Regions from separate parts of the Mus musculus genome. Here region 1 is linked to region 2. The links are chromatin loops, found by intact Hi-C in ENCODE. Cell type or tissue: heart. All regions are shown on one strand. Each heading gives the region's core, and the rest is flanking DNA. Links, peaks and the distances in the headings are about the cores only. Region 1 has its middle 62 kb from the start of 5031426D15Rik. Region 2 has its middle 150 kb from the start of 5031426D15Rik.

Region 1 (16,505 bases), core at 3,106-11,105, 89 kb after region 2:
CATACTTCCTCCAACAAGGCCACATCCACTTCAACAAGGCAATACCTAATAGTGCCACTCTCTGGGCCAAACATATTCAAATCACCACACCTACTATTTCTAGATTTGTCTCATATTTACATGACCACAGCCACTGACTCATGTTTTACTGACCTTAGGAAACCTAAACAAAAGAAGAGCCATACAAAGGCCTGCCTTCTCTGCAGCACTTTCCCAATACAACTCAAACTTCTAAGTCCTGTCATTTTTACACAATAGCTGAATTGGGGACACTTAGTCCTTTCGCTTATGATTATGCACATATGCATGTATGTCTAGCTTATTTATTGTTGCCCTTTCTACCTCTGAGGTGACACCTCACATGGTAATTACTCAGTGGCTCTTTAAAGATTGTGTGTAAGTATCTGTCTCATACTACATTAAATGTTTCTTCAGAGTGCAAAAATATAAGGAAAAAGACTAAGTCATCAATGGTAGATGCCAATTCTCAAACATTATTTGAGAATGAGGCTTGGGAGATGGCTCAGAGGGTAAGCACACATAACTAATTGAAGCCAGATGTGCCAGTATTCTATTGGAGACAGAGGCAGGGGGATCCCATAGCTTGCTCACTATGCTTACCTGCAATACAGGGGGGAGGGGGAGTGAATTCAGTTCCAGGGAAATTCCCTGTCTCAAAAAAAAAAAAAAAAAATAACTCACTCAAAGTCAACCTCTGGCCTCTACAGAGTGTTTGTTCACAGCCAACAAACGCTCATACACATGTGCACACATATACACTACACACACAGAAAACCAGTATGTGAGAAATAGCATCAACGCAGAATATCTTCCAGATTTCTGAGAAGCAAACAGAAGGCAAGCAGCCTTTTCATAATGTTGAAGCACCAGAATGGATCTCATCTGATTTCTTAAAATGCATGGATATAATTACATAAAAGAAGCAACAAACATTTTTATCTTGAAAGTGGCCCCAGAAAACTTTGGAAAGCAAAGTGGAAATTTTTTATAATACTTTCCTATTCTCACTTTTAAAAAATGAACATGAATTTAGTGGCTTACACACATAGAAGTTTACACCTGTAGTACTTACACACAACAGCTTACACATGGCCATTCTAGAGGTGACCATTCTTTCTATATCTGAGGGAAGATGATATTTCCTGTGAAGGTTGCATTCGTTCTTTGGCTCATGGCCCACTCATCCTCTCTGTTCAAGGTGAGCTGTCCCCACATTTCTATTTTGATCAATCCTACACTTCCACATCCCATTTCATTTCTCTACCTTCTTCTCCTGCTTTTTTCCTACTTTGAGGAAGACTCTTAGAATTATATTGGTCCCATGTGGACAACTATCTACTCGCCTCACCTTAGAATCTTTAATGTTTGCACCTGAAAGGTTACTTGGCAATGCAATGTAGCAGATTCAATGATTCTAGTGTTGGGACTGAGGGATTTGTGAAGGACCATTGTGTCCACAGCATCTCATAATGACAGAAATCACTCAGCCTACCCCAGGTAGTTCAGTGATCTTGACAGATTATTGTATTATTATTTACTTACTTACTTATTTATTTATTTTTATTAGGTATTTTCCTCATTTACATTTCCAATGCTATCCCAAAAGTCCCCCATACCCCCCCCCCACTCCCTTACCCACCCACTCCCACTTTTTGGCCCTGGCATTCCCCTGTACTGGGGCATATAAATTTGCACGACCAATGGGCCTCTCTTTCCAGTGATGGCCAACTAGGCCATCTTTTGATACATATGCAGCTAGAGACAAGAGCTCCAGGGTACTGGTTAATTCATATTGTTGTTCAACCTATAGGGTTGCAGACCGCTTTAGCTCCTTGGATACTTTCTCTAGCTCTTCCATTGGGGGCCCTGTGATCCATCCAATAGCTGACTGTGAGCATCCACTTCTGTGTTTGCTAGGCCCCGGCATAGTCTCACAAGAGACAGCTATATCAGGGTCCTTTCAAAAAAATCTTCCTAGTGTATGCAATGGTGTCAGCGTTTGGAGGCTGATTATGGGGTGGATCCCTGGATATGGCAGTTTCTAGATGGTCCATCCTTTTGTCTCGCTCCAAACTTTGTCTCTGTAACTCCTTCTATGGGTGTTTTGTTCCCAGTTCTAAGAAGGGGCAAAGTGTCCACACTTTGGTCTTCGTTCTTCTTGAGTATCATGTGTTTTGCAAATCGTATCTTATATCTAAGGTATTCTAAGTTTCTGGGCTAATATCCACTTATCAGTGAGAATGTATCATTTGAGTTCTTTTGTGATTGGGTTACCTCACTCAGGATGATGCCCTCCAGGTCCAACCGTTTGCCTAGGAATTTCATAAATTCATTATTTTTAATAGCTGAGTAGTACTCCGTTGTGTAAATGTACCACATTTTTTGTATCCATTCCTCTGTTGAGGGGCATCTGGGTTCTTTCCAGCTTCTGACTATTATAAAAAAGGCTGCTATGAACATAGTGGAGCATGTGTCTTTCATACCAGTTGGAACACCTTCTGGATATATGCCCAGGAGAGGTATTGTGTGAGGTATCCTCCGGTAGTACTATGTCCAATTTTCTGAGGAACCGCCAGACTGATTTCCAGAGTGGTTGTACAAGATTGCAATCCCACCAACAATGGAGGAGTGTTCCTCTTTCTCTACATCCTCGCCAGCATCTGCTGTCACCTGAATTTTTGATCTTAGCCATTCTGACTGGTGTGAGATGGAATCTCAGGGTTGTGTTGATTTGCATTTCCCTGATGATTAAGGATGCTGAACATTTTTTCAGGTGCTTCTCGGCCATTCGGTATTCCTCGGGTAAGAATTCTTTGTTTAACTCTGAGCAACATTTTTTAATGCAGTTATTTGATTTTTCTGGAGTCCACCTTCTTGAGTTCTTTATATATATTGGATATTAGTCCCCTATCTGATTTAGGATAGGTAAAGATCCTTTCCCAATCTGTTGGTGGCCTTTTTGTCTTATTGACGGTGTCTTTTGCCATACAGAAGCTTTGCAGTTTTATGAGGTCCCATTTGTCAATTCTCGATCTTACAACACAAGCCATTGCTGTTCTATTCAGGAATTTTCCCCCTGTGCTCATATCTTCGAGGCTTTTCCCCACCTTCTCCTCTATGAGTTTCAGTGTCTCTGGTTTTATGTGGAGTTCCTTAATCCACTTAGATTTGACCTTAGTACAAGGAGATAGGAATGGATCAATTTGCATTCTACTACATGATAAACACCAGTTGTGCCAGCACCATTTGTTGAAAATGCTGTCTTTTTTCCACTGAATGGTTTTAGCTCCCTTGTCAAAGATCAAGTGACCATAGGTGTGTGGGTTTATTTCTGGGTCTTCAATTCTATTCCATTGGTCTACTTGTCTGTCGCTATACCAGTACCATGCAGTTTTTATTACAATTGCTCTGTAGTACAGCTTTAGGTAAGGCATGGTGATTCCACTAGAGGTTCTTTTATCCTTGAGAAGATTTTTTGCTATCCTAGGTTTTTTGTTGTTCCAGATGAATTTGCAGATTGCTCTTTCTAATTCATCGAAGAATTGAGTTGGAATTTTGATGGGGATTGCATTGAATCTGTAGATTGCTTTTGGCAAGATAACCATTTTTACAATGTTGATCCTGCCAATCCAAGAACATGGGAGATCTTTCCATCTTCTGAAATCTTCTTTAATTTCTTTCTTCAGAGACTTGAAGTTCTTATCATACAGATCTTTCACTTCCTTAGAGTCACGCCAAGGTATTTCATATTATTTGTGACTATTGAGAAGGGTGTTGTTTCCAAATTTCTTTCTCAGCCTGCTTATTCTTTGTGTAGAGAAAGGCCATTGACTTGTTTGAGTTAATTTTATATCCAGCTACTTCATTGAAGCTGTTTATCAGGCTTAGGAGTTCTCTGGTGGAATTTTTAGGGTCACTTATATATACTATCATATCATCTACAAAAAGTGATGTTTTGACTTCTTCCTTTCCAATTTGTATCCCCTTGATCTCCTTTTGTCGTCGAATTGCTCTGGCTAGGACTTCAAGTACAGTGTTGAATAGGTAGGGAGAAAGTGGGCAGCCTTGTCTAGTCCCTGATTTTAGTGGGATTGCTTCCAGCTTCTCACCATTTACTTTGATGTTGGCTACTGGTTTGCTGTAGATTGCTTTTACCATATTAAGGTATGGGCATGTTTAGGTTGAATTCCTGATCTTTCCAAGACTTTTATCATGAATGGGTGTTGGATTTTGTCAAATGCTTTCTCCGCGTCTAAGGAGATGATCATGTGGTTTTTGTCTTTGAGTTTGTTTATATAATGGATTACGTTGATGGATTTCCATATATTAAGCCATCCCTGCATCCCTGAAATAAAACCTACTTGGTCAGGATGGATGATTGTTTTAATGTGTTCTTGGATTCAGTTAGCTAGAATTTTATTGAGTATTTTTGCATCGATATTCATAAGGGAAATTGGTCTGAAGTTCTCTATCTTTGTTGGATCTTTCTGTGGTTTAGGTATCAGAGTAATTGTGGCTTCATAGAATGAGTTGGGTAGATACCTTCTACTTCTATTTTGTGGAATAGTTTGTGAAGAACTGCTTCTTTGAAGCTCTGATAAAACTCTGCACTAAACCCATCTGGTCCTGGGCTTTTTTTTTTTTTTTTTTTTTTTTTTTTTTGGTTGGGAAACTATTTATGACTGCTTCTATTTCTTTAGGGGATATGGGATTGTTTAGATCGTTAACTTGATCCTGATTTAACTTTGGTACCTGGTATCTGTCTATTTGTCCATTTTGTCCAGGTTTTTCCAGTTTTGTTGAGTATAGCCTTTTGAAGAAGGATCTGATGGTGTTTTGGATTTCTTCAGGGTTTGTTGTTATGTCTCCCTTTTCATTTCTGATTCTGTTAATTAGAATGCTGTCCCTGTGCCCTCCAGTGAGTCTGGTTAAGGTTTATCTATCTTGCTGATTATCTCAAAGAACCAGCTCCTAGTTTGGTTGATTCTTTGATTAGTTCTTCTTGTTTCCACTTGGTTGATTTCGCCCCTGAGTTTGATTATTTCCTGCCATCTACTCCTCTTGGGTGAATTTGCTTTCTTTTTTTCTAGAGCTTTTAGGTGTGTTGTCAAGCTGCTAGTGTGTGCTCTCTCTTGTTTCTTTTTGGAGGCACTCAGTGCTATGAGTTTCCCTCTTAGAAATGCTTACATTGTGTCCCATAAATTTGGGTATGCTGTGGCTTCATTTTCATTAAACTCTAAAAAGTCTTTAATTTCTTTCTTTATTCCTTCCTTGACCAAGATATCATTGAGAAGAGTGTTGCTCATTTTCCACGTGAATGTTGGCTTTCCATTATTTATGTTGTTATTGAAAATCAGCCTTAGTCCATGGTGGTCTGATAGGATGCATGGGACAATTTCAATACCTTTGTGTCTCTTGAGGCCTGTTTTGTGACCAATTATATGGTCAATTTTGGAGAAGGTACCATGAGGTGCTGAGAAGAAGGTATATCCTTTTGTTTTAGGATAAAATGTTCTGTAGATATCTGTTAAGTCCATTTGTTTCATCACTTCTGTTAGTTTCACTGTGTCCCTGTTTAGTTTCTGTTTCCACAATCTGTCCATTGATGAAAGTGGGATTTTGAAATCTCCCACTATTATTTTGTGAGGTACAATGTATGCTTTGAGCTTTACTAAAGTTTCTTTAATGAATGTGTCTGCCCTTGCATCTGGAGCATAGATATTCACAATTGAGAGTTCCTCTTGGTGGATTTTACCTTTAATGAGTATGAAGTGTCCCTCCTTGTCTTTTTTGATAACTTTGGGTTGAAAGTCGATTTTATTCGATATTAGAATAGCTACTCCAGCTTGTTTCTTCAGACCATTTGCTTGGAAAATGGTTTTCCAGCCTTTCACTCTGAGGTAGTATCTGTCTTTTTCCCTGAGATGGGTTTCCTGTAAGCAGCAAAATGTTGGGTCCTGTTTGTGTAGCCAGTCTGTTAGTCTGTCTTTTTATTAGAGAATTGAGTCAATTGATATTAAGAGATATTAAGGAAAAGTAATTGTTGCTTTCTATTATTTTTTTGTTAGAGTTGGCATTCTGTTCTTGTGTCTGTCTTCTTTTTGGTTTGTTGAAGGAATATTTTCTTGTTTTTTCTAGGGTGTGGTTTCCGTCCTTGTATTGGTTTTTTTCTGTTATTATCCTTTGAAGGGCTGGATTCATGGAAAGATAATGTGTGAATTTGGTTTTGTCATGGAATACTTTGGTTTCTCCATCTATGGTAATTGAGAGTTTGGCCAGGTATAGTAGCCTGGGCTGGCATTTGTGTTCTCTTAGTGTCTGTATAACATCTGTCCAGGCTCTTCTGGCTTTCATAGTCTCTGGTGAAAAGTCTGGTGTAATTCTGATAGGCCTGCCTTTATATGTTACTTGACCTTTTTCCCTTACTGCTTTTAATATTCTATCTTTATTTAGTGCGTTTGTTGTTCTGATTACTATGTGTTGGGAGGAATTTCTTTTCTGGTCCAGTCTATTTGGAGTTCTGTAGGCTTCTAGTATGTTCATGGGCATCTCTTTCTTTAGGTTTGGGAATTTTCTTCTATAATTTTGTTGAAGATATTTGCTGGCCCTTTAAGTTGAAAATCTTCATTCTTATCTATTCCTATTATCAGTAGGTTTGGTCTTCTCATTGTGTCCTGGATTTCCTGGATGTTTTGAGTTAGGATATTTTTGCATTTTTAATTTTCTTTGATTGTTGTGCCAATGTTCTCTATGGAATCTTCTGCACCTGAGATTCTCTCTTCCATCTCTTGTATTCTGTTGCTGATGCTCGCATCTATGGTTCCAGATTTCTTTCCTAGGGTTTCTATCTCCAGTGTTGCCTCACTTTGGGTATTCTTTTTTGTGTCTACTTCCCTTTTTAGGTCTTGGATGGTTTTATTCAATTCCATCACCTGTTTGGTTGTGTTTTCCTGCAATTCTTTAAGGGATTTTTGTGCTTCCTCTTTAAGGTCTTCTACCTGTTTAGCTTTGTTCTCATGTATTTCTTTAAGTGAGTTATTAAAGTCCTTCTTGATGTCCTCTACCATCATCATGAGATATGCTTTTAAATCCGGGTCTAGCTTTTCAGGTGTGTTGGGGTGCCCAGGATTGGGTGGGGTGGGAGTGCTGCGTTCTAATGATGGTGAGTGGTCTTGGTTTCTGTTAGTATGATTCTTACATTTGCCTTTCGCCATCTGGTAATCTCTGGAGTTAGTTGTTATAGTTGTCTCTGGTTAGAGCTTGTTCCTCAGGTGATTATGTTAGCCTCTATCAGCAGACCTGGGAGATTAGCTCTCTCCTGAGTTTCAGTGGTCAGAGTACTCTCTGCAGGCAACCTCTCCTCTTGTAGGGAAGGTGCTCAGATATCTGGTATTCGAACCTTCCTCCTGGCAGAAGTTGTGTTCCACTCACCATAGGTCCTGAGGTCCCATGGAGAGACCTGTGGGGACCTTGGGGGTGTCTGCAGACTCCGCGCCCAAGGTGCATCGGTGCTGGCTCTATTTTTATTATTATAAAGCAATTCTCTATCAACATATATCTCCTTTCTCCTTTACTTCTTTTTCTTCCTCTCTCTTTCCTTCTCCTCTTTTTGTAAAAATTTAGAGATATTCCTTTAAATGCAGGCCACCATTTTAGCCCTCATTAATGTACCAACAGAAGACACTTGACTATTTTCTCATCTTCTCTCCTCCAAGACAACACTGTTATGATAAAGCTCACTCACCAGCTTTGCAAAATAAAATGTACTGGCCTTTTCACAAGCAAATGTGGCCACTGTTATTGTGGAACATTTACTGAACATATAAACATCCAGAAAGAGAGTACAGACAGAAGGACCTCCTCTTGCTCCTTACACTTCTGACAGATTAGACAGCCGAGAAAGTACTGAGCAAGTGAGTGATGTGCTGGTGTCATTATAAGCTGTTTGTGCTTTACAAAGAAAGGACTGTCATGGGAATGGCATTTCTATGCGGGGTGGGATGGCTGGGCACATTTTTGTCTGAGTATCCTAGCTTCTTGTATTTGCAGTTGGGAGTGGAGACACCAACCACCTCCCTTTAACTTTAAGCTCTCTGTCGCCAGGTCTAAAATAGCTGGGGACTGGCAGAGGCTTCGACAGTTCCTTCCCGGATTGGATACTTTGTTATTACCCACCCCCTACACTTCACTTGTGGAGTGTTTAATGTCAATCCAACTTTCAAAACCATTTAATGCAAGTACATCATCCTCTAAGCATTTCTGACAGTCATGTCACAATGCATCTTTTTATATCACCCTCCTTCCTACAAGGCATCACAGATAGCACGTGACACTCGGTGGTGATTAACAAGACTCTTCCACCACTGACTTCATGGGGCTCCTGTCTACTGAGAAAAACATGGCTGCTGATAAATCTCACATGATAAGAGCCGTGTTATGTAAACCTGTGGGCATACGTTCTACAGTACATTATTATGACAGGGTGGTACTTTGCAAAGTTCAATTGTATTGACTAGGTCTCTTGTCCAATGGATTGTGTCTCTGTTGTGAGAATAACAAATGCCGATAAGGCAGCAGCTTGTGTGCAGGGATGGAGATGATCCATCAGCAGCTCATATATTTCTCTTGTTAGCTACTTCTCTCCCACTGCTCATGCTCTAAAGGATTTCCCCATGTGTCCCTTTCTTTTCGTTTTTCATAGAAATTAATGCAACTGAGTTCCTTACAGAATATAAAATTGGGGAAATTTAAAATGACCTTAAAGGCCCTAGAAGATACCTTGATGGGTAAAGTGGGTAAGTGCTAGTTTTGAGAGCATCAAGCCACCATGTGGAAAAGCAGAGCCCCTTTCAATCCCAGCCAGTGGTGGTGGAGGTGGCGCATCCCTGGAGCTCTCTGATCAGTCAGCCTATGATACATGGCAAAAACAGGACAGCAAGAGACCTGTCTCAGAAAACTAAGTGGATGGTACTTGACAAAGAATGCAGGAGAACAGGAGGTTGTCTTCCCACCTGTACCCCACACATACATGAGCACAAACATACATATCACAAGCACACACACACACACACACACACACACACACACACACACACACCATGATAGGCAGCTGTTGTCTGTGGGCTTGGAAAGTTACAACACTTTGGTCAGGGGTAGTTTAGCATGATTATACATGTGCAGAACGTTTATAGATGAAGTGGGTAAAGGATTCTAGATTACTGAATTTCTAAATGACAAGAGATTTAAGTCATGAAAAAACACTATGGGTTTGATCGGATCATAAAGAAGATTCATTCCTTCAAGGCAAGACATAACTACTGGAAACATTCTGAAGGAAATTTAATTGTGCACACAGGGTATTACAGGAAATTCAGCAGCCTTCGCTATGAATTGAATTCTATGGGGAAGAATTGGAGAAACGCTTCCATCTAACACTGTAGCTTTATGCAAACTAAAAGTGATCGTTTGGTTATGGTGCATCAGGCAATAAGGACCAGTTAGATAAATGGGTCTAGGGCTTTGTACAGGTAAGAAGCCAGGGCTGGGAGATTGCTCAGTCAGTAAACGCTTTCTCTGCAAGCATAAAGACTCAAGTTTGATACCCAGATCCCACATAAAAATGCTGAGCATAGTATCATTTGCTCATGATATCAGCACTGAGGGGGTTAAAAGTAAAGAATCTGTGGAACTCACCAGCCAGCCTTGCCTACTTGTCACTCTTTCTGTCCTGGATCATGATGGACTTCCAGAATGTTACCAGAAAACAGCAGTGATTTAGTTACAGAAGAGGCGTGAGAAGGTTCCTGGATCTTGGGGGTGGCAGCTTTCCAGTGTGGCTTTAAGCTACAGGCTCACAGACCATGGGTGACTCTGTACGCAAACAGAGACTCTTTCTCAAAGCCAAAGTAGATGGCTTCTAAGGAGAATAGCCCAGAGATGTCCTGTGGCTTCCACATAGGCTCATGGTCTATGTGCACCTGGGTGTCAGGACACTCCCCCGACTCCTCTGCGCCCCCCCCCCCCCCCCGCCACACAAACGCAAAGGAAATAAAGGCTAGAAGTCCAGCACAGGACTCTTACTTTATGTAAGAGTTCTTACATGTTGTATATAAAGGAAGCAAAACTCACTTCCTCTGCCTCTTCTCAGCCATATTCTGTGAGCCTGTAGCTAGAAGCCACACTGGAAAAGCAGCCATTCCACAGGTCCAGGAACCTTCTCAGGTCTTTGAGTCATTGGTGGAGTTGTTCTCTGTGCCTAAAGTGCTGCTGTTTTCTGGTGGCATCCTGACAGTCCTTCATGATCCAGGCAGAAAGACATCACCAAAAGTTCTTTCCCCAAGTTCTTGAGCTCATGGATCACTTCTATTATAAAGGGCTTGTCATTTACAACAATAATAAATAGCCCTTTATAGTACATAAATTATAATAATATGATTTATCTCCCCAATATACTATGCACTTCTTGGACTGGGGGCTGTGTCAGTTTCATGATTCTATTTCCACTCTGGAATTTATTCTCAAAGAAGTGACACCAGCCAATCCAAGGGACAGTGCCTCACCCTCCTTGGTATCTCTTATATTGTTAAAGAATGTAAATTTTACTTAATGTAAAAAAATGTCTGATGAAGAAAGCATGGGCAGGTAGTGAAACCTCAATCCTCCAATATAAAATGTTCATGTGGGTAATCTAAAGAGAGACGCAAGTAAGCCCTGGGGATTTTCATTCGGAAATCCATGGCTTTGCTTTCCTGTTGTTTCTGCCTCTTCCTGGTAATTCCATGTGATGGAGACATTTTGCAGAGGTTAATCTACACGTAATGAAGTTTCAAAGAAATAATACATTGTACTCTGCTCATGGGGGCTCTGGGGTTTTCCTTTGCTGGGCCACATGATTGCACACAAGTGCAAACCAACTGCACATTGCAGTGGCGATGCTGTACTCTCTCACACCCAAGTGAAGGGGCCTCACTGGGAGAGCTTCCTGTCTTAGATGCAGCACTTGCACATACACAGAGAGTTAGAGTTGCTCGCCAGAAACATGCAAGGTCCAAATGACAAGTTTAATTTCCAAAGGCCACTGGCTTCTGACTCGTATCAGTCCGTACTTTGATTTCTAATAAAAGAAGTGAATAAATATCCATCTTGGTGTGGCTCTGGTCCCTCTGTGATATGGCTCTGGTTCATCTGTGGTATGGCTCTGGAACTGACAGTAAGAACTTAGAACTCAAGCTGGGGAGATAGATTGGTCAGAAAAGTGCTCGACACACAAGCATGAGGACCTGAGTTCAGTCTCCTGAACCCACATAGAAATTCTAGGCAAGCATGGTGATGCAAACCTATAATCCTAGCACTGCAGAGGCAGAGGAGGCAGAGGCAAAGGTGGCAGAGGCAGAGGCAGAGGCAGAGGCAGAGGCAGAGGCAGAGGCAGGAGGCAGGAGGAGGCAGGAGGAGGCAGGAGGAGGCAGGAGGAGGCAGAGGCAGGAGGCAGAGGCAGGAGGCAGAGGCAGGAGGCAGAGGCAGGAGGCAGAGGCAGGAGGCAGAGGCAGGAGGCAGAGGCAGGAGGCAGAGGCAGGAGGCAGAGGCAGGAGGCAGAGGCAGGAGGCAGAGGCAGGAGGCAGAGGCAGGAGGCAGAGGCAGGAGGCAGAGGCAGGAGGAGGCAGGAGGCAGAGGCAGAGGCAGAGGCAGAGGCAGGAGGCAGAGGCAGGCTGATCTCTGTGAGTGCCTTAACTGGGGAATTTTCAGTAGAATGGAATACCAAGGTGACAAGATTTAAACTGTGGTTCTGCTTCTGATAAAAGTAAGCTCTTCACCCATAAAGAGCATTGTCCTCTCTCTGCAGGACACATCTGAAAACAGTACAGCCATGAGAATCCTGCCTAAACCTTGCAACACAGGAAACTGAGTCTTCCAAGAAGGGGCTAAAGGTTCTCATGACATAAAGGACAGGGTCAGCGTGAGGAGGGTAGAGCTTCCCAGACAGAATTTTAATGTTACACAGATATGGGTTCTGAGGACTTTCCTTTCTCTGTTAAAATGAGAGTAAGACTCATAACCAAAGGCAATGAGAATAATTATGCATTCCCTAAACCCAGATTGCTGAAAATCAATAGTTCCTATGGCTTCGTATCTAGACAAGGGTTGCCTGGTACACTGCACATCTCCATCATGCATCATCTACATCATCTCATGAGGAACTTCACAAAATGTCCTGCAAAGAAAGAACACTTTGTAAACTAAAACAAAAAAAAGTATAATACAAAGCTCAGCTGTTCCTTATGACACAGATCTATAATTTTCCTCATTATATAATCCAATTTTAGTGTAGATGCAAAATTTTTTTGTTGTAGTCTGTGAGATAAAGTTCTATTTGTGGGGAAATGTTTTCTTTTGGAGCACGGAGGCCCTATCAGCCTATGAAAGCATGGTGATCAATGAGAGAATTTCTGTCTAGGTTGATCTCATAGGTGTGCAGTATGGAGTCTTCCATTTGTGGAATGTAGAAGAAAAAGGATGGAGAGAGGGGAAGGCCAGAATTCAGGGCTTTCCCTCCCTCCCTCCCTCCCTCCCTCCCTCCCTCTCTCCCTCCACCTCCCTCTCCTTCTTCCTCAGTTATTTCCAAAGTATCAAACATCAAACTTCATTCTTTTCTCTCTTTTGTTGAAAATTAGTTCCAACATGTACACAGACAGACAGATACACACACACACACACACACACACACACACACCATTTAAGTAAGAACAAATATAATTTTTGGGACTATCTGTTTAGTATTATTTGTGTTGCTTTTTCTAAATGTTTTTGTGAACAGCTGGGGATGGGCTGTTGTTCAGCCTCTCTGATGCAAATCTTTAGGCAAAGAAGTTCATTTGGGAACAAATGGGAATTTATCTAGCCATGTAGTCAAACCCCCATGGGAAAATGTTCATCTCTTATTCTAAAAGAAATAGGAAGGGGAAGCAAGGGGTGTACATTTTGCGGAATTCCTTGTGTGTGTCAGGCGCAGTATAGTTTTTACTATATTAGCTCATACATTTTTCCCCATCAACCTGAGAGCCATGTGTCTCATTTCCAGGTTTTAGATGCGCAAACAGTAACCCTGACCATTGACATGACTTTGGACATCTTGTAAGAGTGCAAAGCTGGACTTTGATCCAGATAGGTCTCCAGGCCTCAGGTCATTCTCTCTACTATTCAGTGGCGTTGCCGCTGCACTCATCAGCTAGATGTCTAGTTGTTGGATTTACAGAGCAGCAGGCCTTGAGGTCATATGACCTCTGACTTCTAGTCTCGGGCCTGTCACTTACTACTTCTGTGATCTTGAAAGAGTCTCTTAATCACTCTAAGTCAATTGTTTCACACATAAAGTGTTGTTAGTGTTGAGCCATCAATCTTCAAAGCATCCTTGGTGGACCAGATGTTACACTATGTACTAAGTACTAGACAAACACAAGTTTTTACATCTCTCGACTCCTGGATGGTACTGTAGAATCAGGATTCTAAACACTATGTTTGTCTTCTAGGTTTTTTATTATTTTAAGACATGGATATTAATCAAGGATATAGAAATGAAATGCATTAAAACCTTTACTTAATTAGTTGCTAAGTAATCAGAAATCATTAATTATCTTCTTTATTACTTTTTTTTGAAACAGTGTCTTGGCATTGGGGAGAGGGCACTATGAGCAAAAGTGTTTCATATACAGACATGAGGACCAGAGTTCAAATCCCAAGATCTATATATAACAGCTAAACATGGATACATGTACCTGTAACCTCAAGCACAGAGGGACAGAAACACGAGAATCCTGTCTTGCTGAAATGGCTATTTGTGGCCTTTATAGTTAAAAATCATCTTTAAAGTGAGGCACTAGAGAGATGACTCGGGTCAAAGCATTTTCTGCTATTGAAAAGGACCCAGCATCAATTTCTAGCACCTGTATAGCATGGCTCACAACCACCTGTAACTCTAGCTCCTTTGAATGTCATATCCTTTTCTGGCCAGCGTAGCTTAGGTGCAAGCTTCAGGTTCAGCAAGAGACCCTAGATGAAGCCAAAGCAGCAGAAATGAAAGGGGAAGACTGTGACAGCCTCCTCTGCCTTCCTCATGTGCACACATGGGCAAGTGCACACATATGTATACATGTACACACACACAACACAACACAACACAACACAACACAACACAAATAAACAACCAAACAGGATCCAGCTATAGAGCTTGAGCCATCCTTGAGCGTGTAATCTCCCTGCCTCACCCTCACAAGCGCTGGCATTACAGGTGTGTGCTGCCACACCCAAGATTCTATCCCTTTCTTAAACTCTACTTTTTGTGTGAAAGGCACAATAATAAGAGAAATGAAGAGAAGGAATATGAAAAAAATTAATTTCTTGAATATGTCTAGAGTCAAAATTAGAGACAATGTTTTCCTAGGGACAAGTAGGTAAAGTCACTTGTTCAAGGTCATTTCTCCAATAGAAGCTTAGTCCCAGGTGGCTGGGGTTCAGCTCTGTGGTCTTTTGATTCATCCTCCCATCTCATGGAGACCTTCAATCCAGCGCAATGGAATAGCGAGCAAGCTCTAGAAATCCACCTGCCTCTGAATCCCCTAGTCCTGAGATTATAAGCACACACTGTCCTGGACGATTTTTTAAACCTGAGTCCAAGGATCCTGCTGTCCCCCTGTTTACATAGCTGACACTTGAGGTACTATTCTTGTCATATTTCTCTTCTCACAATGTCTTCCCTTTTCTCTATGTGTTTTCTGGCTCTTTGGGGGTGTCCTGGGTAGCATTGGAACAAAACATTCTAACATGCTTTGAAGCATGGATCAGAATTAACTGCCCTTTAAATACAGCAAAAAAAAATTTAATCTAACCAAAATTCCAGGAGGGAGGTCAGTAAACTTATTTCCCTAATGCAGGGCATCTCACACAGAGACACAAGAGAGGGTAAATTGCTTGCTCAAGGCCACACAGCAAGTTCCCAAGCCGCATGGGAGCAATTACACATATAGAAAGAGCTTAATTATTTGAGCTCTGGGATTTCAGAAATGTCATGATATCCGAGGCACCCGACAGCTACTCTGCAAGCCCAGTGGTTGCCATATCAACGACCATGAGGTCCAGAATAAATGTTACAAACAAAGAATCTGCAGGAACAGAACACCAGATTTACAAGAGTCCCAAGTCACCACTGTGCTCTTGTAAAGGGCTGCAGAACTTAACAGCCTGGCCCTGGTCTACCGAAGAGTCCCCAGAACAGATCCAATCGATCAAAGTGAGCATGGCTACCCATCCTGATTTCTAGAGAGAATCTTTGGACCTGTTCAACACAACAATAATGAGTGTGGATCAGAACTACAAAACCAGTTTTAATGGGAACAACAATGGGGACATGTTTTTAACATGACTCTTTAAGGCCAAAGAAAACCCAAAAGACAAAAAAGGTTATTTGGGAACGAAAAAGTCATTTCAGAAGGTTACCATTTGGGGCCAGAGGCCATATCTTGTAGTACAGGGATACAATGGGAGCCTTTAAATTGATTGTAAAGCACCAAATACTATTCCATTGAGACCAGCGAATAAGAGCTGTAACGTGTTGCTGGGTTTCCTCTGATGAATCACCTGACCAGTTCAGTAGTGCTGACATGATGACTTAACGTAATGTTAAAATTGCTGAGCTTTGATATTGTAAGTAGCCTGATCACATAGTGAGATACTTAAAGTACTTCATTTTTTTTCTTGCATTGCTCTAAAGTGGATCCTCTTTGTCCAAGCCACAGATACAGGGCCAGTTAAAAGATACATAGACATTCCTCTCGCATAGAGACTTGACAGGCTCAATCTATATCACCAGCTTTCAACACTATCAGTTAGTTTGATCATAAGCAATAGATCATAAAGGCCTGTCTGAACATGGGCTATATATGATTAACTACAAAGAGTAATCTACAGTGATCAAATATAAAATGTGCCCTCATATAAAGGGCAAGTGTTTGGAAAGCAGGTAGCCTGTGACACATAATGTCTTAAGTGGCACCAAGCCAGTTCACAAACTTACTCTGTACTGCAAACCTGCCTGTCACCTACTGATGATCGATGCACTGGAAACCTCGTGTGTTTTCATTCTCTGTTTATAAGCAGAAAAATACCGAGTACCTAGGAAGCCAAAGCTATATTTTAGAAAGGAATGACGAAACAGGGCAATAATAAGATCCAGTGATTGAGTGAGACTTGAGTGTACCAATTACCATACACCTGGCACTCTTGGAAGAATATTACATTACATCATAATGAGAGTCCAGATGTGTCTTCATTTTAGAAATGAGACACTGTGGTACAAACATGAGGCAACCTGATGCATCATATCACATAGCTGAGGAGTGACAGAATTCAGATTTGAATGTGGGCATTTGGAATGTCCAGCCCATAGTATCAGTGTTGCCTACTGACTTTCTTCTTAGACTTACCTCAGAAAGATA
Region 2 (16,505 bases), core at 5,665-13,664:
GACTCAATAGAAGATGCTCTTTCCTAGTGAATAAGCAGTTGACTGGAGTCAGGCTCACCTATACTGTGCATTAACCATGAGAATCCTTTAGACTGCCCTATAGACTTAGAAAGCCCTGGTTTAACACAGGTCCTACACCCAGTCACTAGGTATACCTATACATTGTATCCTAGACCAGTCACTAGGCATATCTGTACATTGTATCCTAGACCAGTTACTGGGCATATCTGTACATTGTATTCATGTTGCTAAAAATGTCTTACCCAGGCTCTTTGGAGAGCAAAAAACATACCAACAGTATCTGTGGATTCCTTGTTATATTTCACAACCATAAGAAGTGAAGGGCTTGGAAACGCATAGCAATTTGGCATAGTAATTTTATGATTAATCTAATTTTCTTTTTTGAAGGCTGAACTAGATTTTTGTATGAATTTGTTTTTTGTTCAGTAATTCAGTTTTATTTTACTTTACAAAAGTATTGATCTGAAACATATTGGAATTTTTAGAAAGCAAAGGAGAAGGGAAAAGTCATCCTTTGTCACAGTGGGACGCCTGGCCTTGCTTGATAGACAAGCTGGATAATATTTCATATGCTAAAGCATCCTTTGGTTTCTAAATAAATACACTATACAGGCAATATCTGGTGTGTTTGCTATAGTTACTACCTTAAGGGAGATGAACAATAAGCTGTTTAGATCTCTGACTCTGGCTGGACAATTGCACACTTTAACTCCGTTTAGGCCCATTGGCATTCTCCTCTGTGGCACCAGTAGAAGGCTTGCCTCCTCCTCAATGATCCCAGGGCAATAATCCAGGCAAGGCAGTTCACAAGCAGAAGTTGGCATTGTGTCATTGACGGGCAACTTGGCAAGTGTGTTTGGCTTTGCTCTGAGACTTAGATTTCCCTCTTCAAACCAGCAAGGAGTTGAGTTTTTAAGCACACAATCCACAAGAACATAATGCCAGCGTTTAATGCAAAGCAAAACAAAAGAGAAAGATTGGGAGATCAATATTCAGGCTTTCCTCCCGGAGGCCAAACAATACATCTCTCTTTGGGCTTCTCTTTTGTGCCTGTCGCTGTAAACCACCAGTGTTAACAAAGACAGGCTGGGAATCCAAAGAACACAGCTTGAACATTGCATCTGTCCTGGCAGCTCAGGAGTTAACTAAAGCTCTGATATTTTTTGCCTCCTGGATGGACTGAATTTGGCCTGTGATTCCTCTGAATGGCATGTGAAGCAGCCGGCTGGGTGTGAGCACCCCCCCTCCCCATCTCCCTTCTTCCTCACTTGTCAAATATGTCTGGCAAAGACCCAACTTCCCCCTCCTGACTCCACTTCACTTTGCTCTCCTGTGCAGCTGAACAAGATTCCAAATGAGAAACAGCATTCTTTCCCAAGCTTTAAAGAAGGCCTCGAACCCAGTGAAAAGCATACCAATAAATATGTGGACCCTGAATTATTGCACAGTGGCCCTTCCGTTATTCTTAGCAGGTTTCAAAGCTGTCTGTTTAGTCTGTTCCAAGATCCTTCATTGTTTGGCTTTTTTTTTTTTTTTTTTTTTTTTAGTTTATAGTGTCCTGAAACAGTGATTCTTCAGTCATTGACAAAGCACCAAAACACGTATCTTTGTCCCTGGGTTTTTCATAGTATCAGAGATTGCAAGGGAAGCACAAAGGCACTTGGAATTCCATTAAAGCTGCATTCTTTTATCTAAAGGAGAAAAACCCCGCTGTTCTAGAGACACCATTAAGTGAGGATATCTACAACTTGTATTCGGTGTAACTGAAGATTAAGGGTTAACCCTTTCCTGTGCTGGCTTCTGACAGCAAAAGCTGGAAGCAAAACCAAGAAGATGCAGCAGCCTTGTTAACTGACTCTCCTTTCCTGTTGTTTGTTTGTTTATTTGTAGGTTTGTTTGTTTTTAAATTACTTCTTCGGTTAAAAACAACCTAGAGTGTTTGGGATTCTAATATACTGGAAAGCTCCAAGAAAATAATTAAAATTACAACAGAGCTTTGAAAATGGAGTATTATATTTCAGTACCCTATCAATAGCGTTAAGAGAACCATTATAAATCCAGATAAACTAACCTTTAGGTCCAGATAAATAAACTAACCTTAATAGTGATGCTATTTGAAAATTAGTCTGTCAATAGGCAGTGATCGTACATGCCTTTAATCCCAGAAAAAAGGCAGGTCAATCTCTGTGAGTTCAAGGCCAGCCAGGGCTACACAAAGAAACCCTCTCTTAGGGAAAAGAAGGGAGGAAGGGAGGAAGGGAGAGGAAGGAAGGAAGGGAGGAAGAAAGGAAGGAAGGAAGGAAGGAAGGGAGGAAGGAAGGAAGGAAGGAAGGAAGGAAGGAAGGAAGGAAGGAAGGAAGGAAGGAGAAGGGAGGGAGGAAGAAAATTTGTCTATTATATGATTGCCAGATCCCAGAAATGAAAATACAAGGCCCACAATTGAAATTGAAGTTTCCAAATTAATTTATTAATTAAACAAAAATTTTAATGTCTTATACAGTGTTTAGGGACATCGTTATATTAAAATATGATTCATTGTTTCTCTGAAATATAGCATAAGCCAAGCATACCATATTCTATCTGGTGACCCTGGTCGGTCCCGGGTTCTGCTGTGTACCACAAAAAGCGTGTACTGCTTCCTCGAACGTTCCAGGGTCAAGGAAAAGCATGCAAGTTTCTTAGCTCCTTCCATCTGTCAACTTAAAAACTTTCACACATCCTCGAGCCCAGGAAGCCTTCTCTTCCAGGAGCAGAACACATTTCCAGTTAGTCATTCCACATCCGTCAGAGAAGGCACTCAGCCATTTGAGGCGAAGGTGAGATCTGGCAGCTCTGATGTCGGGGAAGACCAGGGCACTCAGACCTGCACAGTCTCGGTCAGGAAGTAGCGAACCGGAAACGAGTAGGAGAGGAACAAGCTTTTCCAAAACCAAAACAAGAAAACTTTTAAGAAACTCGGAGTCCTAGGAAGACACTATATTTTATCAGAAATGGAAAAAGAACGTTTTTTTAAAATGAAAAAACAAAATAAATAAATAAATAAATAAATAAATAAATAAATAGATAAAAAAAAATTAGAAAACAGTGTTAGGAGAATGACTGGGTGCAAGCAGGAGAACCCGGTTTGTGTCCACGTCAGTCACGTAAAAGCCTGTGCGAGCCTCCATGCAACCACAGAGAACTCTCTGGCCAACCTATCCAAAGTGGAGAGCTTCCATTCAGTGAGACACCCTGCATACGACCATAGAGAGGAAAGCAAGAGAGAAAGACACGATATGGTCTCCTTTGGCCTCTACTTGCAGCACACAGATGCCTCACAGGCATGTACTAGGAATGTCAATACACACACATGTGTGCGCACATGCATGGGCGGGCACACACATACACTCTTTTAAAAACAGTCAGAAAAGGAAAAAAAAAAACAAAAAGACAAAAAAAAATATTTCTTTCTTTCTGTAGTTAAAAGAAATTCTTGGGCTGGAAGATAGCTCACTTATAAAGCACCTGGCCCCCTAAGCATGAAGGCCTCAGTTCAGAACCCCAATCCTAGAACCTACCTGAACCCCCAAACACATGCATGGACGACAGGCAAGATGACAGGCAGACGCTTCAGGACCAGCTAACCTAGTCTGCTTGTTAAACGTTCAGTCCAATGAGTGGCCTTGTTTCAAACAAGAGAGGGAGCGTACCTGAGACAAATACTAGAAATTGTTCTCTTATCTCTGCAGCCCTAGAGAATATGAAATCCACTCACACACCCCACAACAAAAATAAAAATAACTAATTTCCTGACTACCAGAAACCTGAACACTGGCTGACAGGAGAAAAGCGTTGCTGGGACTCCAGGAGTCCCTTCCTAAAGCCTTGGCAGGCTGGGTTAACTACAGTTGGTGGTGAATCCTTTTCTCTATCTGTCTGCCTTGTGCATCATGTGTTTCCTACTCCTCTGACGTGTCTGAGAGTTTCCAGTGTTGTGCCTTTGACTCCAACGATACATGTTCAGGCACAGGAAACCTACCCAAGATGCCACAGAAACAAGACTCTCTGCTTACTGGCTGACATTAACTTCCCCTCTTAGCGTGGTTCTCAGGAGAGACCTGTGCAGTCAGAGTCCCAGTTTCTGACCATGTCCTGACTGGGACTCTGCATGTCTGTCTGCTGCCCACATAACCAGCATCCCAGAGCCCATGGAGCCACCACCCCTCTAAGGCTTTGTTGCTTTCTTGAAGCAGACAGAAATAGTGAAGTTTGCCTTCTCTACACTGAACTCTCTTCACAGGAAAAAAAAACTTAGAACTGAGAAAGCGGGGAAGAACTGGGAGAAGTAGAGGGAAGGCAAGCTATAGTCAGAATATATGATATAGAAAAACTCTAATTTTAATCATCACCATCTCAGAGCTGACTTCTAAAGTGAGGGCTGGAAAGATTGCTCATTCAGAAAGGTGCTTGTCCCTCAAGTACGAGAAACTGAGTTTGATCCCCGGAATCCACATAAAAGCCTGGGTATAATGATACTCATTTTAATCCCAGACCCAAAAGGCTTGCTATCCAGTCAGTCTAGCCAAATCTGTGAGAGGCCCTGTCTCAGCAAGGCATATGCACCTGAGTAACACTACCTAATGTTGACCTCTGACCTCTACGCTAGCACACATACATAGAGAGGCAGAGACAGAGACAGAGAGAAGCATACACACAGAGACAAACACAACACAAACTTACACACATACATAAATAAGCATACAAGATATACAAGAGATATACAAGGATTTATACTCACAGGCATATATATAGAGAGACATATATATACAGAGAGAAAGGAGAGAGAAACATATACATACACAGAGAGAGACATACATGGCATACATCCATACAGAGACATACAAAGAAAGAAAGAAAGAAAGAAAGAAAGGAAGAAAGAAAGAAAGAAAGAAAGAAAGAAAGAAGAGAGAAGAGAGAGAGAGAGAAAAAAAGAAAGAAAGAAAGAAAGAAAGAAAGAAAGAAAGAAAGAAAGAAAGAAAGAAAGGAAGGAAGAAAGAAAGAAAGAAAGAAAAATATACACACGTAGACATAGACATACATATATGCATAGACATACATGTATGCTTGAGAAGAGGAGATGAAAGAGCAAGAGATTTTTATTTTTGAATTCAAAAAAGTAAAACGGTGTCTTGTGCCTGCAATCCCAGCATTCAGAAGGCCGAGATACGAAAGAAAATCAGAGTTCACGAAAGAAAATCAGAGTTCAAGGCCAGCCTGGGCTACAGAGCCAGACTCTGTCTGAAACTGAACAATGCACACAATAATTAATTTCCATGTGAAGGAGTCACTTTATCAAAACTGAGCAAAACAAAACTTAAAATGATACCTCACAGCAATTCACACGGTGATACAGAGGGAAAAAATTAGCTTCTCAAGGTGAACTTAACATTTTACTTCTGAGAATAAGATGTTTCCTGTTCCCTTGTTGTGTTCCAGATAAGCTGACTCAAATCTGAACAAAGCAACGTATTGTTTCTCTGCCATAAGCACACTCATACTTGATGGGAAACTTAAAATCCAATGGCCTAACAATTAGCAGATTGATCCGGTTTGTCCCAAGACTTGGGGAACTGAGGCAAGAGGCTCACAGAGAGTTCAAGGCCAGCCTGTACCACTTAGAGGGACTCTGTCTCAAAAATCCAAAGCAGAACAGAAAACAGATGCATTCAGTATGAGCATTCAGTGTAGCAGAAACAGAACCATGAGGGAAAAGAGAAAAAAGATAAATTTGTCTCAGTTTACAGAATGAATATACATTGCATGTAAGATATTTGAATCTCAAAATTAAAAACAAAAAAATTAGTACATCACAGTTCTGCATCATTTATAAACAAATGATTCCAGTAAGTGGGTGTCCAAGGATACTCTGCACTCCAGCAGCTTGAGAGGAACAGGGAGAGGCCCTGACCTGATCCTGCCTCCAGCCTCACCCTCAAGAAGGTGTTCTCTACCTGTGTGCAGTCATGCTGTAAGAGGGAGGGGGTTGCCAATGCCCAGGTGGGCTTGTAGGCATGACTGCTAAGCACAGTGCCCAGGGATCGAGCCAGTTGCTTCATTTCTTCACGCCCCAGAGCCCTCATTTATAACAGGAAGGGAAAAGTTCTACTGGTCTCATAAACAACCTAACTACGAGGAGGGTGTGTGCCAACACACAAGGAAATCATCCCAGCTCTCTACTTTGAGATAGACTTTTGCTTTATCCAGTTATTGGGTCTGGATGCAAGGTTCTGTTTGAAAGAGAGATTCTACTTCCTGCCTTTAAAAGGTTTTGGAGAGCCCACTGATCAAAAAGACTATTTTTCTTGGCATGTGGGCTGATGGTCTGCAATCTTTGTGCTTGGGAGGCTGAGGCAGGAGAATTGCCTGGACTAGAGGACAGGTATGTGTGGACAAACAGGGTTTCAGTGAGACCCTGTCTAAGAAAAAAACAAAATAAATTATTTTGCAACTTAGAATCATGCTCATCTATTTGTCCTTTGGCCCAAAGCCAGGTCCCTCCTCCTCCCGCCTTTCCTCCCATTAACCCTGAACTCTAAATATTAAGGCCTCATTGCTCTCCCTTCCCCAGCCCTGGATCCCTGTGGTACAGTGGGCTAATGAGATAAGGATGATGTCATTATAATTGCAGAAACTATTTCATGATAATCTTTTGTTTTTCTCTTGCTAACTTTCTAAAGGGAGAAACACTTTATTAATTATCTGAGCGCTGGCAGCCTTTTGGAAGTAAACTCTATATGAAGGCTACTGCTATTAGCCACACTGGATGAAGCACTTGGGGATTAAAAGCGTTATGTAAATGTTTACACATGATTATGACATGGCCCCAGCTTCATACTGGGAGGGCACAAACAGCCCAGATAGAAGCATGAAGTCCCAGAGAGGCGGTGGATTTTTTTTCTCTTACAAGGTATGAAATTGTCTTTTAATTTTAGCATAAAGATAGTCACACTTTTGAAGAGTGTCATTCACAGCCATTAGGATGATATTTATGACTGCGAAAGGAAGCAGCTGGACACTGAGGGTTAACTGACTATTTTAAGAACTGGGGTGGGGAGCACGGAGAAGAGGGACGGAGAGGAGAAATTAAAATGGAGTGACAAGAACGTTTAACAATAAGAGCAGCAGCTCCCAAAAGCAGACTCAGTATGTCTCTCTCTGATGCTGAGATAGATTCATTCTCTCTCTCTCTCTCTCTCTCTCTCTCTCTCTCTCTCTCTCTCTCTCTCTCTCTCTCTCTCTCTGTCTCTCTCTGTCTCTCTCTCTCCCACATCTCTCTCATTTTATTTTGTTTTAATATTTGGTGAGTTCTACCTAACACGTGGGGAAGTGTAATCCCTACCCCACCCCACCACCTGCAGGTTTCAGGAGAAGGCACTTGTGATCGCTCACTGGATCACATCTAGTACTCCTAAGGGATGCCTCTTGCTGGGTAGTGTGACCTAGGAAGTCCTCTTCTCTTGGGTAGTGCTGTGGGGATTCAAACCCAGCACCTCACTTATACTACTCAAGAGCTCAGCAACTCTAGGACTAAGCTTTTTCCAGCCTCTAAACTTCTTTCCAATGAAGAGGCCGCTGTGAGGGTCTCCGTCTGCTCTTGGTGCACAGGAGAATTTGATTCGTCCAAGCTGTTTCTCCATGTATGGTAATGATCTGAAATTTTCTTTTTAAAATTAGAGTAAGAAATAGAGGGAAATTGTTACACAAGAAGGATATTCATGGCTCATGGCTCTAACGAAACCGTTGACAGCCTGAGTGCCTGGACCGGATGATTTCAAGGTTGTCTGCCTCAGGATCCTGTGAGGACAGGTGACAGGGGCAAGCGTTCCTGCCATAGCTGCTGAGAAGCATTAGTAAGAGTGAAAATCCCCCAGAGAAGACCGAGCCCAAGCCCAGGAGGCTGTGCTCAAGAAAATAAGAATTCCATGTACTAAGAAAGAAATCCCTCACCCTGTCAGTACAGAAGGGTTAGCCAGGAACCATGGACACCACAGGAAAACAGTTCTGTGTTTGTTCAAATGCTTGCTTCCACTGTGCATGCATATGTGCGTGCGTGCGTGCGTGCATATGTCTGTGTGTCTATTTCTGTAGGTGTGTGTCTCTGTGTCTCTGTGTGACTGTGACTGTGTCTCTGTGTGTGTCTGTGTGCCGGTTTCTGTGTGTATCTGTGTGATTGTGTGTGTCTGTGTGATTGTGATTGTGTCTGTGTGATTGTGACTGTGTCTCTGTGTCTCTGTGTCTGTTTCTGTGTGACTATGTGACTGTGGCTGTGTGTGGCTGTATGTGTGCTGCCACAGCACTTGTGTGGAGGTCAGAGGACAGCTTGCAAGATTCTCTTCTCTCCTTAGCCATGGGGGTTCCAGAAATCAAAGACTTGGCAAAAAAAGAAAAAAAGGAAAAAAGGGGGGAAAAAGTGCTTTTACCCACTGGGCCATCTCAGGGACCTGATGTTTGATTTTAAATTAAGGAAGGACAGGAAGGGAAAGTTGGTAGACATTCTGACATTTTCACCTCATCTTTAGAGATTGTGCATGTCCCTTTTGTGTTATTTAAATAGAGAAAGAATGCGGGCTTGAGGGGCTAGGGAGAGGGAAATACTGTAGGAAATTGACACCAGAAAACACAGTAAATTCGAGCTTGTTAGCAGTATGGCTCGAGATTATTTTTTAAAAAACAAACCCTAGCAGTAATGCAGTTTGCGCCTCGGAGGGAAGCTCTAAACCTGGTATTGGTGTCCCAGACTGAAGCGGGGAGAGACAGAAAGAAAGCAGCCTCGTCAGTCTTCTGAAGGGAATGTGAAAGGAGATCTCGGAGGCAGGAGAATCCCCCCAAAGGAGGAGAAGGCTACAGCCCGCGGTAATCTGTAAATGATTGCTCCTAAAGTCTGGAAGCTTCAAGCTTGAGCCCTGTTTGTTCCAAAAGAAAGCCGAGGAGGACGGAGTTAATAAAGAGAGATTTAACTGAGAACTCTGGTTGGAATAAAGTGGGCTACAAAAAAGGTCAAATTTGATCAGTTGGAGCAGATTACAGGGGCTTTTGAAGGGTGGTGTGGAGAGCTGGAACCGGTCTGGGAAGTAATAGAGCACACGATTGATTCAGGGGGTGGAGAGAAGCCAGGACAAGCGCTTATCAGTCCTGGAAGGAGGAAGAGCTGAGCTGCTGGGCGCTGCTGCTCCGGCCTGAGCCCAGAGCCACCTCTGCCTGCGTCCCTGTCGCCCTGTCAGGCACCTCTGCTCTCCGGTTTGCCTTCTTTCCGCAGCTCTCAGACAATGGTTTCCCTAATCTCTGACCTGGACTCCCTGAGAGGCTGGAAAGCGTTAAGGTAGGCCTGTTCGCATTCTCTTCCCGCGCTATTTCAATTCAGGGCCAGCTCCTGCCCACCCCCCACCAGCTAAAGAGGGAGAGAGAGAAAAAGAGCTTGGCATTCTCTAAAGTGCCTGCTTTGGGTTTAAGTGACAAGCCAACATGGCCCAAGTGTTCTGATACAGGCACAACTTTAAGCAGACAGACGGGGCAGGCACATGAAAGTGCTCCTCGAGTTTGGCTGCAGGAGAGCACAGAGAACACAGGCTTCCTTCAGGGCGGTCCGGGCTATTTCAATGCTCCCCATGCTGGTCCTCCGGCTCAGAAAGGAGTCCTGAGGTTGAATTGTTTCAGAGGCCACTGAAGGGATGATGTAGAATATGGTGGACTTTCTGGAAGCTCACACAGAAGAGTAAACTTTTTCAAAAGATCTCATTACTGCTCACACTTGAAGAATCTAAAGAACTGCGTGTCCTTCGTGTGAATTCTGCCCCCCCCCCCCCCGCCCACTCCGGTCTCAGGCCAATTTTGGAAAAGTTGACATATACAAACTCAACTGATCAGGTAGAATGTATGTAGTAATGCTCTCTCTCTCTCTCTCTCTCTCTCTCTCTCTCTCTCTCTCTCTCTCACTCTCTCTCTCTCTCTCTCTCTCTCTCTCTCTCTCTCTCTCTCTCTCTCTCTCTCGTAAATACTGGGGCTGCTAAGTAACTTAAGCCTTGCTGGTAGACTGGTAGACAGCTTATCTCGAATGCAAAAGACCCTGGGTTTGGTCCAGAGTTTGACATAAACTCAGCATGCCTGACCACAGCCCCAGCTCTCAGGAAGTAGGGGAAGAGTTTAAAATCATCCTTGGCTACAAAGTGTGTTTGAAGCCAGATGACAAACCCTATCTCGAAATTAAGCAAACGAATAATAAAATGGAAAAAGTGATCTCTGACCTCCTCACACCAGAATTTAGAACCTAAGCTAAAACAGGCGAGTTCACGCACCATCTCCACTGAGTCTACACTGCACCTTTGGCAGTATCCACGAGGAATTGGTAGGTTTAGCTTTCCTGTGAATGGTATTTCCCCAGGGAAAGCATTTGAGACAGTTTTGAAAATATAAAAATGTTAAATTCGGAGGTGTTATTATTATTATTATTATTATTATTATTATTATTATTATTTATTAGAAGTGGTTCTAGTCGGTTTTCATGCTTGCCCAAATGCCTCCTCCAAAACTTGGTTCAGTCAGAGTTAGACCAGAACAAGCACAGAACATGGAGGAGCAGAAACGAGCACATGACTACAGACCAACCAGCCTTATGATAGCTGGCTCTCTACGACTCTTTCAGGAGGTCTGTCTGCCTCAGGGTTTACCTGATTTTATTATTTCTAAAGCAATATTTATAAACAAGAACAAATAAAAATGAGATCAATATTCTTCTCCTTTTCTTTATTCTACATTACTTGTTGGGTTAGGGTGAGAGTTAGAAAATTAACAAAAAGTGATAGGGTGTGAGAGAGATGGGGGAGGGGTGGCACAGGCCAGGGCGTGTACATGCAGACCAGAGGATGTCTTTCATGGAGACGGCCTTCTCCTGCTGCCTTTATGAGGAATCTGGGTATCAAGCTCAGTTTGCCACACTTACCCCTTTGCTCCCTGGTCCTGACTCATATATTCTGGAACTTTCTGGACACACATCATATAATATATGCTATTTTATAATCTTTTTCCAGATACAGCCTATCCATATTCAGCCACCTCTCATAGCTGTGGCTCTAATGGCCACAGGCAGCACTGGTCTGTGATGCTCACCAAATTGCCACATTATCTTATTTGGTATTATAATTATTTACTATATTAATTATATGTTGTTGTCTTATTTATGTGTTATATTATTTCCAGGCCTTGGCTTGATAATGACGACAACAACACAGTAAGCATCTTTATGTGTACAGCTTTTTACTTTTATTAATTAAATTCCAAGATTTCTCAATGAAGAGGTTCACTTTATGCACCTGCATCCTTTAGTGATTTTTGTTTGTTTGTTTACATGGTTGAACTTAACTTTTAAAATTATATCTATTTCTTCATTTTTATGTGTATGCGTGTGAAATACACACACACACACAGACAGAGACAGAGACAGAGACAGAGACAGAGACAGACAGACAGACAGAGAGAGAGAGAGAGAGAGAGAGAGAACCCAGTACCTATATATGAAAATCAGTAGACAACTCTCAAGACTCTGTTCTCTCCTTCTACCTTCTACCACGTGGCTTCTGGGCATCAAACTCAGTTCCTTTAGGCCTGACAGGAAGTGCCCTGACGTACTGAACCATCTCACTGACCTTTGACCCTCCTTTTAATTGGGATGCGGCAAGACATTGCTGTTAATGCTCTCCTGGAGTAGACAATCAGGTTTCATTTGCCTCTTCTTTCCCCGAAGACTGACTTATTTCTAAGACTAAAAGATATCTTAAGAGTGCTTTCAAAAATCTCTTCTTGGGTGATTAACTTAATATTTCTGTGCATGCAGATGGGCAGGGTTCTGGCTTTAAAAAAGCATGTGGCTATAGCGACAAGCTTTAAAAATGCAGTCCTTCAAACGCCTTTTAAAGGAATGTTCCTGTCTTAACCTACTTAAAACTCCGGTGATGTTGCTGTGCTCATCAGTGTGTCCCTTATATAAGTATTTCGTGGTTAGACTAAGTGAAGCTGCAGAAATTTGGATCTAGGAAAGATAAACATTCTTACATGGATGCTTTGGCTCCAGCAAGTTCATTCTCTATGCCTCTTCTTGGCAGACAACCTATTAACTATGTAGAGTCCTTTTCCAAGGTAAAAAATTATAAAGTGGTTGCATTTTTAAAATTTCATTTACATTTTGAACTCATTTACCATGAAGCTTGCTTTTGGCTATTCTGTGGGAATGTGTCTACATCTATATACATATAGGTATGTGTTCATGTGTCAGAGCACATGTGTGTGCCAGTAACTGGACATGTGTGTCATGTACTCAAGGAGTAACTGGGCATGTGTGTCATGTACTCAAGGAGTAACTGGGCATGTGTGTCATGTACTCAAGGAGTAACTGGGCATGTGTGTCATGTACTCAAGGAGGCCCAAGGAAAACTTTAGGGGTCATTCTTAGCTGCAATGCACTTTGGCTTGGCTTGGCTTGGTTTTGTTTTGTTTTGTTTTGTTGAGACAGGGTGTCTCACTGGTATGGGCTTGCTTATCGGGCTATGCTGGCTAGTTAGTAAGCCCCAATGGTTTACCCTTCTGTCCGTCCACAACACTAGAACTGAGCACACCACCATACCAGGGATTTCCCCCACTTAAATATGATGTACTAGTTAGTTTTCTGCTATTCTGATGAAATACGCTGACAAAGGTAACTTACAGGAGAAAGGTTTTAGTTTGGTTTATGGTTTCCGAGGAATAGAGTCTGTCAGCTAACTCTCCAGAATATGTCTACCTATGCACTGCCACAGTACTCTGAACTGTAAGCCATCCTGAATGAAATGTTTTGCTTTGTAAGTATTGCTGTGGTCATGATGTCTCTTCACAGCCATAGAAACACTAACTATAACAAGTCTTCAAAACAATACGTTTGGTGGTTAATATATTATTTCAGGGCACATCCCTGGGTCATGAGCCCCTCTGCAGAACTTTGTAGTTGTAACTCCATCCTGGTTCCATGTTTGACATACAGCAAGATCAAGTGCAAGGACAGTGCTGTTGGCTGCCTTCATTCCTCTCTACCCAAGTGACACGAGAGAAACCTACTGCAACCAAAAGACACACCAACGACTTCCCACCTTGAGACTTCACTTTTGATCTTTGGGAGAGCATGGACTCCACAACTTCACAAAAACGAGAAAAAAAAAGAAGAAGAAAGAAAGGAAGAATATTACAGAATCAAGTAAAAGGAAGAAGTTTTTTATTGTAGGACTATGAATAAAAGAAAATGAAGAAAACAAAACAGCCTGATCACTATACAATTTCCTGTTCATGAGCATTGCTTGAAAGGTAAATAGAAAGAGACTAGTGAAGAGGACTGATCAGGGACTAGAATGCTGGACAGACGGCTGCCGCTCACCCTACTGTATTCTTGCATCTCTCCTCTCAGGTGACCTTAAACTAAATTCCTAGTTTATTCTTCCTATATTGAAATGAAGGGATTGAGTGTGAGAGATGAAGGGACTGGAAATCTCAGGCGCCTTAGTGGGTCAAGTAGTTGGTACAGCATCCGTGTTTACCTCCTCTCTCGGGGGAACTTTGTCCCTTACCTCACTCCATCTTCCATGTGCCCTCACATACAGACAGGCCAGCTCTGAATTCCCGGCAGATCCCACTGTGGGCTAAGCTCTGCTGTCAAAAGCTGCGTAGGATGCAGACTCTCTCTCTGTTGGGTCCCCAGGAGTTCCCTTACTGCTCTAGTGGGTTTCTGAAGCACAGCACAACCCATCTTGGTGTTCAAATATGAAAAGTAGACAGCATTCCCTGGTCCTTTGTTCTTTATATTAACTCACAGCCAAACACTTTCCAGCTCACACGGATCTCTATTCTCATGGACTTTTCTTTTTTTTTTTTTTTTTTTTTTTTTCATTTTTTTTTATTAGGTATTTAGCTCATTTACATTTCCAATGCTATACCAAAAGTCCCCCTTACCCACCCACCCCCACTCCCCTACCCACCCACTCCCCCCCTTTGGCCCTGGCGTGAGGGCGATCTGGCTGCGACATCTGTCACCCCATTGATCGCCAGGGTTGATTCGGCTGATCTGGCTGGCTAGGCGGGTGTCCCCTTCCTCCCTCACCGCTCCATGTGCGTCCCTCCCGAAGCTGCGCGCTCGGTCGAAGAGGACGACCTTCCCCGAATAGAGGAGGACCGGTCTTCGGTCAAGGGTATACGAGTAGCTGCGCTCCCCTGCTAGAACCTCCAAACAAGCTCTCATGGACTTTTCTTTGCCAACATTTCTTCCTGCTTCAACTTTTTCCTTCTCCATCTGTTTTTGCATACAAGTGGGCAATGCAAACCTTCCCGATTCCACCATCAGATCTGTTACTTTCCTAGGAGAAAAGTCAGTGTCCTCCTCCTGCCCCTATCTGACAAGACCAGTGTCAACCTCTCCAGCTGTCTTTCTTCCTTCTCTCCCAGCTCTTGTTCTTCCTCTTCCTCACATATTCAGTTAAGCTCATGTGTGCTTTAATTGCATTAGTTATTGCATCCTCTGCCTGGAAGTCTCTCCTCCGCTATTGCTAGGGCAGTCCTATCAATGATGCCTTGCCCAGCTCCCACCCTAAAATCACCCCAATGAAACTCTCCAGCTCATCCCCCAAAGCAGCAAAATATTCAATATTCAGCTCCTTTTTAATGATAAAAATGTCAGGGCCTTACAGTTCAACTCATACTTCCATCGTGGCACTACCAAGCCCTGCTATATTCTTACACATTTGATTATTTGTTGTCGCTTCCTCCCTCGTTAGAGTGAATTTGTAGATTGAATTACTGTGTAGTCAATGTCTAAAATAGTTTCTTGCTGGTTTTGAGCAGAAAATAAATAATAGAGTAAGGCATGGATGAATGAAGGGATGAATGGCCTGGTTACTGTCTCTATCATCTGACTTAAACTCTATATGGCCAGAAGCTGTGTGTATTATTTATTCACACCATAACTCCCCTGTTTTTCACATGGTGGCTTGGTACTGTGATAGTTAATGAAAACTGAATGAACAAATGAATGAATGAATGAGAACAAACAGGTTCCCAATACTTGATTCAGTCATATGGAAATTTTCTGTGATGCTGCCTGAGAGTCTAACAGGCCTCTTTATTGTTCAAATGGAACTGTTCTCTCTCTAGACAAGCAAATAGAAGTTAGCAAACTTGATCTATAAAAAGCCAGTAGTAAATACTTGAGATTTCCTGGCTGAACAAGGACTGCCGTGGCTCAGCCCTGCTATGGTAGCATCAGAACAGCTGCTGATGAAAAAGTAAACGAGACTGGTTTGCCATGAGCCAATAAAACTTTATTTACAAAGCAGGACGTCAGCTGGACTTGGCTCATGGTGAACCCTTAACTATTATGGAGACTTAAAGATGTGACCAACAAGAAAACAGAAGTGGTTTGGACAGATAATTGGACCTATGATTTCTAATCTCATATGGTAGCATGCCTTAATAAACTTGCCTCATTATTAGGGAAAGCATTAAAAAGCCTGGGAGATGGTTCAGACTTCAGGAATGTCTGAAGCTATGAGTACTTGATCTCAAAAAGATGGTTAGTCTGTTTACCATATCCCTTAAATGTTTGGATGAGTCAAGAAACACTAACAAAGCAAGCTTTTACCTTGTGAGAAGTGTATCCCCTCTAATAAAACTAGTACATGTCAAGGGGAGTGTGTGTGTGTGTGTGTGTGTGTGTGTGATATATATATATATATATATATATATATATATATATATATATATATATATCAGTTAATATATATATATATATATATATATATATATATATATCAGTTAATATACATTTCCCTTTCACATGCCTGATAAACCTGAGATGAATTCGAAATTTGTTCAGGAGAGCCTCCTGTATGTGTTTTAAAACATCCATGTGGAGATTCTTTTTTGGTTCATATTACAGAATGACTTGGGAGGGTTTGTAGAAACTGTGAGTATCCAAGGGGAAGAGGCAGGCTGGTCATCTGATAAGCAGAAATTCATCTTTTTAGAGGTTATTAGTTCATTGGTTCTCAGCCTTCCTCATGCTGTGGCCCTTTAATGCAGTTCCACATGTTGTGGTGACCCACAATCATAAGATTATTTTACTGCTACTACATAGTTGTGATTTTGCTACTGTAATGAATCATAGTGTAAGTATATGCTATGCGACCCCGGAAGGAGTTTTGACCCACAGGTTGGGAACCACTGGGAGAACTTCCCATTCTTGCTCTGTGCCAGGAATTGTGCTAAGCACTCCATTGTACTCTCTCACGTCTTTGGAAGAAGCCTCTGAAAGTGGGTAATGCTACTATTGCCTTTGAGGGACATGGTACACAGAACAATTTGGTAACTTACTCCAAACACACAAATATTTTTGTTTCACGAGTCAGTTACAAATGCAACAGTGCAGAACTAAGTTGTTT

What was found. Hi-C counts contacts between places; a loop is a spot of excess contacts. Peaks named below come from ENCODE experiments on the same cell type or tissue, not always from the same donor. Only the 100,000 strongest peaks of a DNase experiment are listed, where the experiment ranks them.
Region 1: it touches region 2 in a loop (2.6-fold over the local background); 1 of 42 quality-filtered maps calls a loop at or near these places.

What each region holds. Positions count from the first base shown.
Region 1 is chr2:6,982,730-6,999,234 of GRCm38, reverse strand. It overlaps a transcript of Celf2 not described here. Among named protein-coding and RNA genes, the nearest start is that of 5031426D15Rik, 62 kb to the right of the region's middle. In heart, for the core only: no CTCF peak of the experiment used is centred there; no DNase peak of the experiment used is centred there.
Region 2 is chr2:7,073,981-7,090,485 of GRCm38, reverse strand. It overlaps a transcript of Celf2 not described here. Among named protein-coding and RNA genes, the nearest start is that of 5031426D15Rik, 150 kb to the right of the region's middle. In heart, for the core only: no CTCF peak of the experiment used is centred there; a DNase peak (open chromatin) is centred at 9,365; H3K4me3 peaks cover 1,765 bases; H3K27ac peaks cover 3,786 bases.